2 separate regions of the Mus musculus genome follow, and region 2 is linked to region 1. Evidence: chromatin loops called from intact Hi-C (ENCODE). Cell type or tissue: heart. All regions are shown on one strand. Links, peaks and the distances in the headings refer to the core of each region. The heading gives the core; the rest is flanking DNA.

The links. A loop is a pair of places that touch in the nucleus more often than their neighbours do. Peaks named below come from ENCODE experiments on the same cell type or tissue, not always from the same donor. Only the 100,000 strongest peaks of a DNase experiment are listed, where the experiment ranks them.
Region 2: it touches region 1 in a loop (5-fold over the local background); 28 of 42 quality-filtered maps call a loop at or near these places.

What each region holds. Positions count from the first base shown.
Region 1 is chr2:74,699,071-74,706,437 of GRCm38, forward strand. It overlaps Hoxd9 (homeobox D9), which reads left to right. Exons shown (of 2, transcript NM_013555.4): 2 at 110-1,138. The coding sequence ends at 351. It overlaps Gm38462 (predicted gene, 38462), which reads right to left. Exons shown (of 2, transcript NR_164327.1): 2 at 3,933-4,552. It overlaps Hoxd8 (homeobox D8), which reads left to right and starts at 6,419. Exons shown (of 2, transcript NM_008276.3): 1 at 6,419-7,048. The coding sequence starts at 6,478. In heart, for the core only: a CTCF peak has its summit at 3,319 (motif pointing right); no DNase peak of the experiment used is centred there; H3K4me3 peaks cover 746 bases; H3K27me3 peaks cover 4,188 bases.
Region 2 is chr2:75,051,278-75,058,644 of GRCm38, forward strand. No RefSeq gene overlaps it. Among named protein-coding and RNA genes, the nearest start is that of Gm46748, 6.6 kb to the right of the region's middle. In heart, for the core only: a CTCF peak has its summit at 4,105 (motif pointing left); a DNase peak (open chromatin) is centred at 3,704; H3K4me3 peaks cover 750 bases; H3K27ac peaks cover 876 bases; H3K27me3 peaks cover 467 bases.

The DNA.
Region 1 (7,367 bases), core at 1,010-6,009:
GTCCATCCTTGGTGAAATTAATTTAACGACCTCTCTTCCCCACCCTGTCGTCTCTCCCTGCCTCCCCTCCGCCCCTCGCTCCCTTGTCTGCAAACCCCCCTCTTCCTAGACAACCCTGCAGCGAACTGGATCCACGCTCGCTCCACCCGGAAAAAGCGCTGTCCCTACACCAAATACCAGACGCTAGAGCTGGAGAAGGAATTCCTCTTCAACATGTACCTCACCCGGGACCGGCGCTACGAGGTGGCCAGGATTCTGAACCTTACAGAGAGACAAGTCAAAATCTGGTTCCAGAACCGTAGGATGAAAATGAAAAAGATGAGCAAGGAGAAGTGCCCTAAAGGAGACTGACCCAGTGCGGGTCTGGCCTGCAGCACTCAAAAGGCAGCGGGTTTTTTTGTTTGTTTGTTTGTTTGTTTTGTTTTTTGTTTTTTGTTGTTGTTTGTTTTCTTTGTGGGTGCTTGATTCAGAAACTCTGCAGCGACTCGGACTTTCTTCTTTTTTTAGGTAGAAGTGACTGTGTGGTTGGTCTCTGTGAGTTATCTGGGGGACACTGTATTTGCTCGCATATGTATTGGAGAAACCAAGTGGCTTTGGAGTCTTGTCCTGTCCCACTCCCTCCCTTCCCTGCTCCCCTGATTCCTTAGGAAATGCTATATTTTGTGAGTGCACGCAGGCTTGATGGAGCCCTATTCTATGTAAATGTCCCTCATGTTTCTGAAAAGTGCTGTAGTTTAGTCTCACCCTATCCAGCCTCCCAAACAGGGCCAACGATCTAATTCCGAGAATCTGAAGGAAGACAGAGTGTGGACACCCCCACCCTGCTCTCCCAACTAAAATCCAACTCAGCTGCTCAAGGCAGGAAAACCCCTTTCCTCGGGGAGCCGGCGGACTGACTTCCACAGAGGCCTACCGAGAAACCTTGGGCCCTGGGGCGCGAGATTGGGGGTGGGGTGGGGATAGGCTTAGTCCTCAGAGCACCGGGGAAGCTACTTTCTCCCCGGGAGGGCTGAGCTCCCATTGGGCGGCCTCGGGAGGTTGCCTTCCATATTCCTGCCTGAGGACCAGTTGTAAATGTTACCGCTTCCAACAAATAAATGCTGATCTGAACAAATGGAGCCCAGCCGCTGGCCCTGAACGTTGTGTGACTGCTCTCTGTGTCTTTGCAAAATAACATAATCATCAGACTGTCCCATCCCTGAAAAGGGACACGTTGCTAAAGGTTGGCGGTCCGAGCACCTGGAGGGTCTCTGAGACACCTTGAAGCTTCCGATTGTGTAAGCACACCTGGCGGGAGAGCACAACTTTGGAAGGTGTCTTGGTACTTCCACTATCCTGTAGCCAGGGCCACAATGAATTCCCAGCCTTAGGCCCTGGGTGAGCCTCTCTGCAGAGCCACTGGCGCCAGGAACCAGGCACCCTTTTGCTAAAGCTTTGACACACCGCACCTCTGGCTTACTTCTATCCTGGAGACCCAGCCGCCAACCCCCATCTCCAAACAAGCGAAAGGGCACTCTGGAGTAACTCCCCCAGGCCTGCGAGGCTGGCTGGCTCCAGGAGGTCCTAGCCGGTTGGACAGTGAGCTTCCACCCCTCCCCACCAAAGCCCCAAAGTGACCTTAGCGGACCAAAATGGTCAAGGCTCTCCTCCCCATATCCTTCTCCTGCCGCCCATCCCCTTCAAACAGCTTCTGTGTATGTTTAGCCCCCAGCTTGGCCCTCTGAGGCCGCTTTGAGAGGCTAAAATGAAGGTCATTGTGAGGGTTCAGGCGAATCACTGGCGTTGTAGGCCCTAGAGGAGGCCGCGGCGCCGGACAGCCTGGGTTGGGCGGAAGGAGGGGGTGATGGTAGAGATCTTGGGGGATCCTGATGAAAGAGGGGGACTCCAAGAAAAAAGCAGATGGGGGCTGGGAGGGAAAGCCAAGGGCCAGATCCGGCCGAAGGTGCTGCATCCTCCGCCCCTTAGGCCAGGCGGATACCTACAGCTCTTTGAAAACAGGAAGAGCCAAGGTGTCATAAAGCCATCGAGCCGGCGAGACGTCTGGAGGTAATGAGTTTACGACAGCCCAGGCGCTTCGCTTTGAAACCATCTCATTTTGATGTTTGTGGGAGGAAAGAAAAAATGCAGACAAAACTGGGTCTTAAAATCTGGACAATAAAATATAAACAAGACCTAGACCAAGAAGGAAAGGGCTTAGAAGCCCCCCAGCGAGGTGTGAGCATCCAGAAAATAAAAATGAGAGGTGATATATTTCTGAATTTTAAAATGGGGCGAACGTTAGAGATAGTCTATGGCGGGTAGCTCTTTAATATTTTGACTGTGGCCATGATCTATCTGGTTCTTTTAATAATAAAAGTGAGACAATAATGTCATTCTGCTGTTACTTGAGATGGCCTGGAGTGATCTTGGGCCATTTACTCAAGCAAGCATCTCTTAGAATTATGTCTTGTGAGAAAGGGGGGAGTTACACCCCTCTTCACACCAAATTTCAGACAAAAATATAGAAGTTTGTTCACTTATTACAGATACAGTCATTTAAGCTAACTTGGCAAAAACATTTCTGAAAATGAGAGACAGAAATTTAGCAAGAAACACACTGATTTGGTAATGCTTGTTTGTTTTTTTAAAAAGACAAATAGACCGCTTATCCAATTCGGTTCAGTCTGTCACTTATACAACCTAAAAAAAAAAAATCTCATTTATTGTCTGGAGAAATTTGAATACACATAAGCCCAACAGGGACTTTCCGGACAGGCGCTCGAGATGTAGCAAAAGCTTCTAATTTGACTTTAATCCACCCCAAATTATCCAGTTTAATGGGCCCAAAACATTACAATTAGAAAGTTGAATTAGCAAATACTGATGATTTAATGTTGTGAGTAACAGCTTTTAGGAGAAAAACAATAATATTTGACTTCCAGAAAATTTTTAGCTGTCAAAATGTCTGCTTTCTTTGAAAAAAAAAAAGTCTCATCAATTAATATTCTTAAAGTTTTGATTTTTGTTAAACCTTGCTTGTCCTATAATTGTGCCTAAAAAACACAGCTGGGAGGTTAAAGAATGGGGGACTTGCGGTGTCTGGCAAAAGACAGGCTGGAAGCTTTTGGCAAACACGCTACTTGCAAGTTCTTGCGAGCACAAATGAGAATTTCCTCTGTATTCAGGAGCCCATGGTTGCTGCACTTGACTTGTTGACAGTCAAAGAGATGAAGCAGTATTAATGTCAGCGGTCCAAACCCAAGTCAAACTAAAGAATTAAGATTAGAATTGGTTTGAGCCAAATGAAAGGAAAATCAAACTCGGTTGGCTTGCGACCGCATTTGGCCACTAGAGAGCGCTGTTGCTCCACTTTCTGATCTCGTAAAGCTAGCGTTGTGGTGCAGGAAGGTTTTGATTAAAAATATTTACAATCTTACTTTTAATCTTAAATTAGGATAAATTTAACAAAAATAAACAACGTGAACTATTAAATTCTCAAGCCGTGCTAGTAAGGCATAAAATTTTGGTTCAGTCAGCATTTCAGAAAATCTGAACCGTTGTGCAGAAATTATAAACCGTAAATGCAGTCCATCAAAACAGAAATGTGTAAAAGCAGAGATATTTATGAAGTTAACCAGCTTTTCTTCTTTTCCGACAACAGACAGAATGCTTAAATAACATTGAAAAACCCACATTATTTTGCCATCAGAGAAAACGTGTTGTTGTGTTTTAAAAATTAGGCCTGAATCTGTAGAAATGACGGCCATATTCATGGGCAACCTCCCAAATATATGGAGTTTTTAAAAGTGCCGTGTGTTACTGAGATCTGGGTCCTCAAAATTCCCCCCCCCATTCCATTCCCAGACCTATTCATTCAGTCAATGTCCAAATACACCCACGTTCCCCTGAACATCCAGGCCAAACAGTAGAATAAAAAGGGCACAGTTACCGAGTTTTGCTCCAAGGCTTTATTGAAAAGAAAATCATTTCATTGCACATTTGCAGGGCAGAAGTTCAAATCCTAAAAAGTCAGAATCAGTTGTTAAACTTCGCATTTGAAGGATACTTGAAAGAAAAACGAAACCTAATAAAACACCCTTGCCCTTGACCACCCCCAATAACACGTCCCCTATACTCTCTAATGTAAATTTTAATAACACAAGTCTTTATCATCTATAGGGTCATCAATAATTTGTTTACCTTCACCACTTTTAGCTATTCCTTGTCGAAATAATTGAGTTATACATTACTAACGAAAATGCCTTTCTATGATGACCTTATTTATAAAAAGGAGATTCAGACCTCTCGGACTGACCTCGCGATTCTTTCCACAGGGGCTGAACAACCCCCGCAAGGGATGGAAGGTCGTTAAAATTCTGGCCTCCTGAATCTTTGAGTCCATCTGGGTTTTTAGGCATTTGTATTTGGCCGTGGGAGGTCAGCACGGTGTGATTTAGTGTAAGCTGGAGAGTCTTTGGTGAGCTGGGGTGCATCTTCTAGGTCTGTCCTCAAGATCAGAGAGCCTGGTGTCCTCCCGGCACCGGATTATCCCAAAGGATAAAGGGTTCAGCACCTAAAGGGGGAGGGAGGGAGAGGAAAGGGGGTAGAAAGATGAGAGGGGGAGGGAGAATAAGAATATCAATATATTTTTATTGGATATTCAAACGAGAGGGGGAAGATGACTGTGTAGGGAAGCGATTGTTGGTGTAAAGCCACGCAGATTTGCACAGGTGCCACGGTAAGGGCACTGCCTAGTCCAGAAGATGCTAATCCTGGACTTCTGCAGATGACACTGCGTCTCTTCCTTAACGCCCACAAACCAGGCTTCTCTTGACTTCCGAGCCTTCTCTTTATTTCTCTCGGGAAAATCAAGTTTATGCTAAGGCCTGCATCCAGTCTCTGGCAGTTCTTTCCCAGTGGTGTGTGAGCTAAGGTCGTTAAGCACAGGACAGGGAAGGTCTGCCTGCAGCTGCCTGGAACCAGCACGGTCCGAAAGCGGACTGAGGAATTCAATTTCTCCTGCCCCATCCCCCGGCCCCCGCCGCGCTCCACCCGGGACCACAGCCCGCCCGAGTCTGGGCGCCTGGGTTGGGACCCGGGAGCCCTGCGCCCTGCCCTAGGAAATGCCACCCACCCCGGCATGATTCCTTCTTCCCACTGGGAACGTTTCTGCCACTCTTCTCTTCACTCTCTCAGCGACACTCATGTCCCCTTCCCACATTCTCTCGCCTCCCCCTCCCTCCCTGTGGCCAACACTGACGTCTATCAAGGGTGAAATGATGGAAACTATATTCATGGGCATGATTTCCATTAAATATCAATTAACCTGGGAGCCTCAACCAGGCATGCAGTGCGTCAAGGGTAAATGTACATCTCATTTCCACAGGGCCTGCTTGGCTGGAAAAAGCAGGACTTTGATTCGCTTTGATAAGGTCAGGATTCGGAGGCTGGATTGTGGCTTTTTAATCAAAACCACTTAGCTAGGCCCAAACAAATGCAAGGACCAATCAATCCGTCAACCTCGCTCGTCCACAGTAAGAAATGCAAAAAGAAAAAGGAAAAAAAAAAAAGCCACAGCCAGTCTCTGCTGGGCAGATCCAGGAGCCTTGCTGGAGGAGAGACCGTCTGCTCCGAGGCCTCCTGGGAGTGACCACCCCGCCTGGCCCAAGGCTAAGGTTCGGCCGCGCCCCCTCTCTGCGGACCCGGGGGGCCCCCCGCGAGCCCTTGGCAGTGCGGCTTTATGGGCCCCCTTTAAGGCTGGCGGAGGCATCCCGGGGCCGGCGTGCGGCGTCCCGTCCGGCGCAGGGGCCGCTTCGCCGCCGGCGGGATCCCTCCGCGCGGTTATCTCGCCCCCCATCTCGCTCCCTCTCCTCGCAGTGGCGGGGCGCGAAAATGCCTCGCCGGCGCGCACCGGGGCGGCAGCCTCGGCGGCGGCGGCGACAGCGCTGGGAGGGGGCGGCGGGGGGGAGGGCTGAGGTGAGAGGTGGCACCGGGCAGAGGGTGTGTTCTCTTTTCGTCTCCCTGCAGAGCGGGGGCTCGGCAGCCCCAGCCTAAGCGTCTCCCCCGTGGGCCGCGCGCACTCTTTTTTTTTTTTTTTTTCCCCTGGTCCGGGTGCGCTAGGGCCGCCTGGAGCCGGAGAGGAAACTGGAGGCCGCGGGGCAGGTCGCCCGGGCGTCCGCGGTTCCACTGCGGCCCAGCAGGCGCGCGCCGGGAGAGGCCCGCGGGGCGGAGGCGGCGGCAGCAGCGCGCGGGGGCGGGCGAGGCCGCGTGGCCCGCGAGGGAGGCGGCGCGAGGCCGAGACGGAGGCGCGAGAGCCAGGCATGAGCGGCCGGCGGCCGGACGGTCGAGCCTGAGCGGGGCGGGGGAAGCGCTCGCCGGGCGACGAGGCCCGGCGGCCCCCGCGGGCTCGAGTGAGCCGCCCCAGAGGCCCCCGCGGCGGCGCGACCGAGCTGAGGCGCGCCCCTTACCGGCTCCGCGCCGCCGGCGGCCGCCGCCCCGATGAGCTCGTACTTCGTGAACCCGCTGTACTCCAAGTACAAGGCGGCGGCCGCGGCGGCGGCGGCGGCTGCGGCGGCCGCGGCGGGCGAGGCCATCAATCCCACTTACTACGACTGTCATTTTGCACCCGAGGTCAGCGGCCGCCACGCCGCCGCCCTGCAGCTCTATGGCAACAGCGCCGCCGGCTTCCCGCACGCGCACCCGCACCCGCACCCGCACCCGTCGCCGCCGCCCGGGTGCGGCGGAGGGGGCGGCCCGGGGCCCGGCCAGGACTACTTCCACGCCGGCGCGGGCAGCCCGACCGCTGCCTACCAGGCCGCCCCACCTCCTCCGCACCCTCCGCCTCCGCCGCCGCCTCCCCCCTGCGGCGGGATTGCCTGTCACGGGGAGCCCGCGAAGTTTTACGGATACGATAACTTACAGAGACAGCCGATTTTTACGACCCAGCAAGAGGCCGAGCTGGTACAATATCCTGACTGTAAATCGTCCAGTGGTAATATTGGCGAGGACCCAGACCACTTAAATCAGAGCTCGTCTCCTTCTCAAATGTTTCCCTGGATGAGACCACAAGGTTGGGATGCGCTATTTTTTTTTTTTTTTTTTTTTTTTTAAGGAGGGGAGAAAGGGAGAAATCTGCTTTCATCTCACGTTCTAGCTTTAAAACTCCCCTGTCCTTTCCCTCTCCCCTTCCTTTTCCTTCTGGTGTAGCCAATGTGGCTCTTGTACAAAAACTAATACAGACTTTTTAAAAGTGTGTAAAGACGGGGGCAGAATAATTGTGAAGAGCTTGTCTCTGCCTCTCTTGCCTCACACCCTATATCTGTATGAGAATTAAAGACCACTGTGTATTTCACCTCTTAAGCCCGTTCCAGAAAACTCCAACAGCATTC
Region 2 (7,367 bases), core at 1,492-6,491, 350 kb after region 1:
TGGTCCTGATGGAGAGGTGGCCATTTTCCTCCACAAACTTTCCCTGGTGATTTTTCCTATAGTCAGATGACTTAGAAAATTTTTATTTCTAGTCCAGACTCACTTCAGACTTGTATATCCTCATACTACCTTTACATCTCTCCATGAGGGATGAGGGTCAGCACACATACACACACACACACACACACACACACACACACACACACACAGAGAGAGAGAGAGAGAGAGAGAGAGAGAGAGAGAGAGAGAGAGAGAGAGAGTGCTCTCCTTTTTCTGAAAAAGAACATCACCTGATCTCTTTTGCAAGCAAGACACTCAGACACCTCTGTGAATCCCCTTTCTCTCCCTCAGTACTCAGCTGGTCCCATTGCCCACTGTTGCTGCCTTTGCCCACCATGTTTACTCATCCCTCCTTCATCCTGCCCACCATGTTTACTCATCTCTCCACCATGCTGCCTGCCCACCATGTTTACATCCCTCCACCACCAGCACAGTTCAAGGTTTCATCAATTCTCAGTAAAATCTATGGTCCCATAACTATGGAGAAAGCAGAGACCAAAACCAAAAAGGAAAGGAAGTCAACATTTTCTATAGGTCCACAATGGTTAGGATAAATGTTCCAGTTAATAAAACATTACCCTTGTCAGGCCTGCATCATATTGTTTAATATTACAACACTGACAAGATCAAAACAGGTTCTCAGCCCTTTAAGGCGTTGGTAAGAGAATTATTACGGGGGAAGTCCTATGTCTAACTGACCACTGTGATTCTAGTACTATGTCTATAGGGAGAGAATGGGATATGGTAGGGGGCAAATCCACTGCAAAACCTGCTTCCAGCTTTCTTAAAAACAGGTATTGGGCTCAGATTAGAGAATTTGTTAGCTGCCACAGTTCCTAAACTCTCCTTACCTGATGCTCCCCCAACACCTGTGAAGCCATGGAAACTATTTCAGAACGTAGATTTGTGGGAGGATACTCACCCAAGCCTGCACTAATTTACATGCAAGGGTTCTGGCTGGACTGGAGTGGCTCGGAGTGGGTTTGCTGTGTAAAGCCATCCCCCACAAATCTGATGCTTGTTATACATCCAAGGTCTCACCAAGGAGAAGAGCTCCATGCAGGCTCCATCAGGAGCAACCTCATGCATGAACAGTCGCAGCAGCAATTCTCTGTAGTTGCTCTCACCTTCAGGCTGCTCTTTTGTTAGTCTTACATTTTTGTGTGTGCTACAGATGCATCGGCTGTACAACCATGGAAGCCCGTCCCCATTGCTGGTGCATATGTGTGAACCTGGGCACATCAGGGAACTGACTGACAGCAATGACTCTGGCTCACAGGAAAGACAACAGGAGCAAGGAGTCTGACAGCTCAGCCCACAAAACCTTCTGAATATACTCTGATTCTTTTGTTTTGTGTTGTCTTGTTTTGTTTTTTTTTTAAAGAGTAATATTTCCTCTGGATTTATTTCTGATCTCTCTCTTTCTCCTTTCATTTTTCCCAGCTATCTACTAATTATGGCTTCATTCCAACTAAGGAAACAGGCTTCCTCACATCCATTACTGACAAATTGCAACACTGTTGCTGGATAGAATCTATTCATTCTATTAGACCTGGTTTCAGCAACAATCTTATTAGGGAGCAAGTTTCTGGTTTTCTTTCTTTCTTTCTTTCTTTCTTTCTTTCTTTCTTTCTTTCTTTCTTTCTTTCTTTCTTTCTTTCTTTCTCTCTCTCTCTCTCTCTCTCTCTCTTTCTTTCTTTCTTTCTTTCTTTCTTTCTTTCTTTCTTTCTTTCTTTCTCTCTTTTTCAAGACAGTTCCCCAATGGCATTTTTTTTTGTAGCTTTCTATTTTAAGTGTAGTTATACAGTTGGCTTGAACTTTCTTTGGCAATATCTCAGTGTATATTTGTGTCTGGGGCATTAAAAAAAAGAAAGAAGAAAAGAATAATCCTCTTGGAAACAACATGTTTTCCTACTAAACATCACCACTTACACGTTTTGGAAGTTAGTATCATGTAAGTCACAGTAGTTAGGTGGCTGATTCTGGTGAGAGAGTGTGTGCAAATATGAGAATATGAGAACTTCATCCAGAGACATGTCTCATGGTTTGGCTGCCGCAGTGGCTGAAGCTGTCTTTCTCAAAAGGCATAGTCAGCAAAGACTGGTACCGCTCATCCCAGGATGCTTTTATCTGTTGGTGTAGTGCCTGGCCATTGTGCAGTAGGTAGACAGAGCACATTGTGAAACATCTGGGTCTGGATAATTAACATCCGAACTGGATAGGCAGTTCACAAGAGACAAGATGGCAGATCCAACCAGGGCAGGCTGGGTTACCTGGACAGGGCTTGGCTTTTGTAGCTCAGAGATGGTGTGAATGGAACTGGGGGGGGGGGGGGGCAGACCTTGTAACTGTTGACAAGATACTGAGTCTCCCTGACATTTTTCTCTTCTGTGGTGAGAATAATAATTAGAACCTGCTTGTATTTTTTTTTTTTTTTTGAGGACTTGGTGAGTGTCTTAGTTGCTATTCTATTGCCGTGAAGAGACTCCATGGCCAAGGCAATTTTTATAAAAGAAAACATTTAATGGGGGCTTGCTTACAGCCTCAGAGAGCTAGCATATTTTTCTTCCTATTCTTATTCTTCCCATGGAGAACATGGAAGCAGGCTTGGTGCTGGAGAAGTAGCTGAGAGCTACACCCTGATGCAGAAGCAGTGTTTGAAACCTCAAAACCTGTCCACAGTGACACGGCCAGCTACAACAAGGCCACACCCACTCCAGCAAGGTCATACCTCCTAATCCTTACACTAACTGGGGACCAAGCATTCCGTCATATGACCTATGGGGTTCTTCTCATTTACAGCACCACAGTGAGTTAATACACAGGAGATGCTGAATATGTGGCACGTGGTCAGTATCAGCTGCTAACTCCCCCTCATTTGTACACACATTTGTCTCACTGCCTTGCCCAGGACTGTGGTTAAAATGAAATTACTAACCCTGGATGGAGAATGTATGGCACAGGATAGACATGATCATCTGATGCAACCGAGTATGCCGCTAATTTTCAAGGGGCTATTTTTAAGTAGGAAGTTCAAGGTTTTAGGTTTCAATCCATATCTCCATTTAAAATGGTTCTCCAGGCGTTCATGGGGGGGGTGGGGGGGTGGTGTTCATTCGCTCCATGTTCTCTGTTCCTACTTATCTCCCGTGCCAGCTTTTGGGTTTTCTAGAACTCACTTTCTACAGCCCCCTCAGAAAAGTGGAAGAGTTAAACAGCAGACAGAGACCTCCTTGAAATTTCACTAGCCTGTGGCAGCAGCTTCTGGGGCAGGTTGGACCAAGAAATCCCATCCTACACCGGGCCAGGCACCATGCCTGCAAAGCTCTCAGGCCACACAAATCTGGCGATTATGCCTGTAAAGTCTTTGTTCTGGATGGGCTGGCCCTTGGATTTGAAAGGGTTCTCCTTTCTTAGAGCCACATGCAGAACTAAACTGCACTTCGAGGATACGCAGGAATCGTATTTACCTCCCTGTTCACAACCTGGCGACCCTAGCTGTCCCTTTGCCCCTGGCCTGGGTCCCACATTTTGCATCTCACCACAGCTTACAGAGTCAGGCTTGGGGACAGTGAGAACCTAGCTCTGCTTTCCAGCGGGGTGGCGGGGTTATTGAAACGGATATGCCTTTCATAGCCCTTTTTGTTAGGTGTCACATGGCTCCACAGGACGCTCCATCCTAACATCCTCCTGTGGTCTGAACGGTGGTGACGGGGATGGGGGTTGAGGGGGCAAGGCTTGGGGGAAGGGCTGCTTAAAGCTTTCCTTTCCACGTCATACCTCTGGGGGAAGACAGGATTTCTCTTTCCTTCCTTCCTTCCTCCTTCCTTCCTCCCTTCCTTCCTTCCTCCCGTCCCTCCCTCCCCTCTCTCTTTACTTAAAGCAAACCCTCAAGACACTCCCCCCAAAAGAAACAAAACAACAACAAAAGACAAAAACAAATAAACAAAAAAACCCCAAGTTCCTCGAATAGATTGCTTTCAATTTCCCCTCCCCCCTCCATATAGCCCACGACGCCACCAACAGTGCCACCTAGTGGCCAAATACAAATTTGTCCCTTCATTCTGAGTCGGCCAGCTTTTTAAAAGAAAAGAGAATGTCTCAGGGAAGTAAATGAAAAAAACAAAACAAAAAAAAAAAAATGTTGTTTGGGGAGGGGGCATGTTCCTATATTTTCTTAAGAACATAATGAGGCCTAAAACCCGTTTTCTCTAGTTTCTTCCTGCAGGCGTTTACATTCTTAAAGTAACAGCCACTCTGATTTTATTATAATTTTAAAGTTGCCTGCTGATGATCAGTATTTTACACTTCAGCACGGATAATCTACACTTCAAAGTGTAATATTTTTAAATGAGTGACATAAAAACAAACCAGAAACATGTCTCAGACTTTACAACCACATTGCCTGGTAAAAATGCTATATATTTTAATATTAAAATTTAAAATGCTGTATATTTTTTAATAGTAGTAATCTCTAGGAGGAGATGAGAATTTTAGCCAATGGATTCTTTTCAAAAGCAGAGGAAACAGTGAAAAACCTCTTTAATGAAATCTCTTGGACGTTTCAAAAAATGAAAACTCCTGATTTCACTTTAAATGAAATTTAAATTTTTAAATAATTTCATGTTCTCAGGAAGCTTCGGAATAGCATAAATAAGACCTGTGCACTACCTGGCTTTTCCCAATAGTGACATTTAACAAGACTCTAGTATGCTGTCAACACAGGAAACCAACATGGGTACAGTTCATGCGATTTATTCTTGTCCCACCTGCTCTGTGTGCGCTCATTCTTGTGTGAATATAGTTCTATGCAATGTCATCGTATGTGTAGATATACGTACCAACGCCATGATCCGAATTCTTCCATCACCACAGAACGGCATTGTGCTACCTCTTTCTTATTAAAAAAAAGAAAAGAAAGAAAGAGAGAGAGAAAGAGAGAGAAAGAAAGAAAAGACCAAACATGCCATTGTCTCTGCAGGAATAAGGCACGAGAGCAGCAACAGCAAGGCCATCACAAAGTTGTTGAACACCATAGCGTGTTATGTTATTGTTTAAATAATAGTGCTACGTATCCCCCAGCTGTAACAGTTTCCATTTAAAGAGATCACAGCAACAGGCAAAGAAATGGCAATTCATAGGATGCCTTCTAACACATCAGATTAAACCCCACAGCCACTAGGCACTAAGCCAGGTGTTGAAGGCACTACACGGAAGGGCAAAGTGCACTGCTCAGCCCCAGCCCCTAAGTCTTTAGCCAAGACTTTCCTTGAGACCTTTCAGTGGCCAGGGCCACCCTAGGCTCTGTAGATTCAAGAGTAAGGCCTGCTCTGACTACACAGCTGGGCACAGAGCCATTGCTGACAGAGTTGGATGGAACGTGCGCTTACCTTTCTAACTCTTTACCTCTTGCGGGGTGGGTTTACAGCTTCAAACTTACCTACCAGTAGGTCTACAATATGTTGGGAAAGCTGCTTTATCACGAGAAGCAAGGGTGATTTGAGTAGCTCCTCTGAGGGAAGCAAAGGTGAGATGCAGTGTGTGAGCACCTGGGAGTCAGCCATAGGCCTCTGTGTCGGCTTTGCCACCCATTCCCTGGGGTCCTTACATGACCGTTGATTACCTTAAATTTCCCCATGTCAAGGCGAGGGACTTCAGCAGATCATGGCCAAAGTCCTCTCCGTGCTATCTTATAAAGTAAAGGTTAAAAGGTTTCTTGGTGGTATAGGATTCTAATTATTGAGTTGGTGATAAAAGTTAATTAGAAATGCTTCATACAATTTAAAATAGGCTTCTATCTCAAAATGGATGGTTTAAGGACTGTGGATTCTTGTAAATAACCCTGGGGTATTTATTACAACTGTACTAATGGTATCACTGTCCTACATTCCTGGTGAGTGGAGATCTCGCTGATGAAGGAATTCTGGAGTTCAAACGCGCCTCTCCCACCTGTGCCACCTTTCAGAGCCATTAAAGCCAATGAACTTCATCTGCTCTCTTCAGTTTGCCATTTACTGACATGATATCAGGCATCTAGTTTACTAGATGAAATTTAAAACACAGATAAATATTTCATGTTCAAGATTTTAAAGGATTCTGATACACGAACAGAACTTCAGCTGTGTGGACTGGGGAGCTGGCTCGGTGGATACAGCACCTGCTGGCCAAGTGCTGGAACCAGCATTCGGATCCCCAGAACTCACATCCAAGTTGGGTGGGTACAGTAGCCAGCTTGAATCCCAGAACCTGGGAGGCAGAGGCTGGGGCTTCCTTCAGCAAGCTGGTTGGCTCAACTTGGTGAGCTCTGAGTTCAGGAAGCAGGTCTGTCTCAGTGAATAAAGTGGAGCGTGACCCAGGAAGAAGACAGACATCAACTGCAGACCTCTACATGCGTGTCCATGTGCACCAGCACACACATGAGTGCACAGTGCTCACGGCATTCCTGCCACACCAAAGTCTTCACACGTGTGACTTATGATCCACGCAAAAGGATAAGACCTTCAATGACCTTGGAATAATATTTCTAGCCACCAAAACTTAACATTTGTTTAAAAATACTAATATTGACAATCCCCTACCTCTGGGCATCACACATACCGGAAAATATGGACAAAATTTAAGTAAGAAAATGTAGAATGAAAGGTTCATAGTCTAAGAGGCGATAATCTATTTTCAAATGGTTGGCCATTTTAAGGGATTTATTCTTTCGGTTAAGGTATTTTAGGTGAACATTTACTATATGCCAGGCATTGGAGAAATAACAAGGAATAAAACATAAAAATAACTGCCTTTATGGCTTTTCATTCTTGGGTATAAGTTGAAAAGACAGGATAGAAGGCAAAAAATGAGGGAAGTTACCTCACTAGAAGGTAATAGAAGAAATACGTAAGACAGAAAGAAGGTGTGTGTGAGTGCGTGTGTGCATGTGTGTATGTGTGTGTGTGTGTGTGTGTGTGTGCTTGTGCGTGTGCGTGTGTGTGTGTGTGTGTGTGTGTGTGTGTGTGTGTAGTGCAATTTTACATGGAATGGTCCAAAAAGGCCTCTGAGAAGAGGGGATGCTTATGAGAACTGGAAGGATGAAAGTGCCGGTACATTCCAGCTCCCTAATTCCAGGCACAGCTGGATTCCAAGGATGAAGAAGTTTGCTTGCAGCTCTTAGCATGAAGACCCTGGCCTGCTCCTCACGGGCTGTCTCTGAGATGTCTAACTTTATGAATGCAGGCTCAGCCTTTTTACAGCCATCTAGAGGAGTGGATATCCCCTCACACAGGCATGCTTGTGTAGCCTGACACTGGCTCATTGGTCAC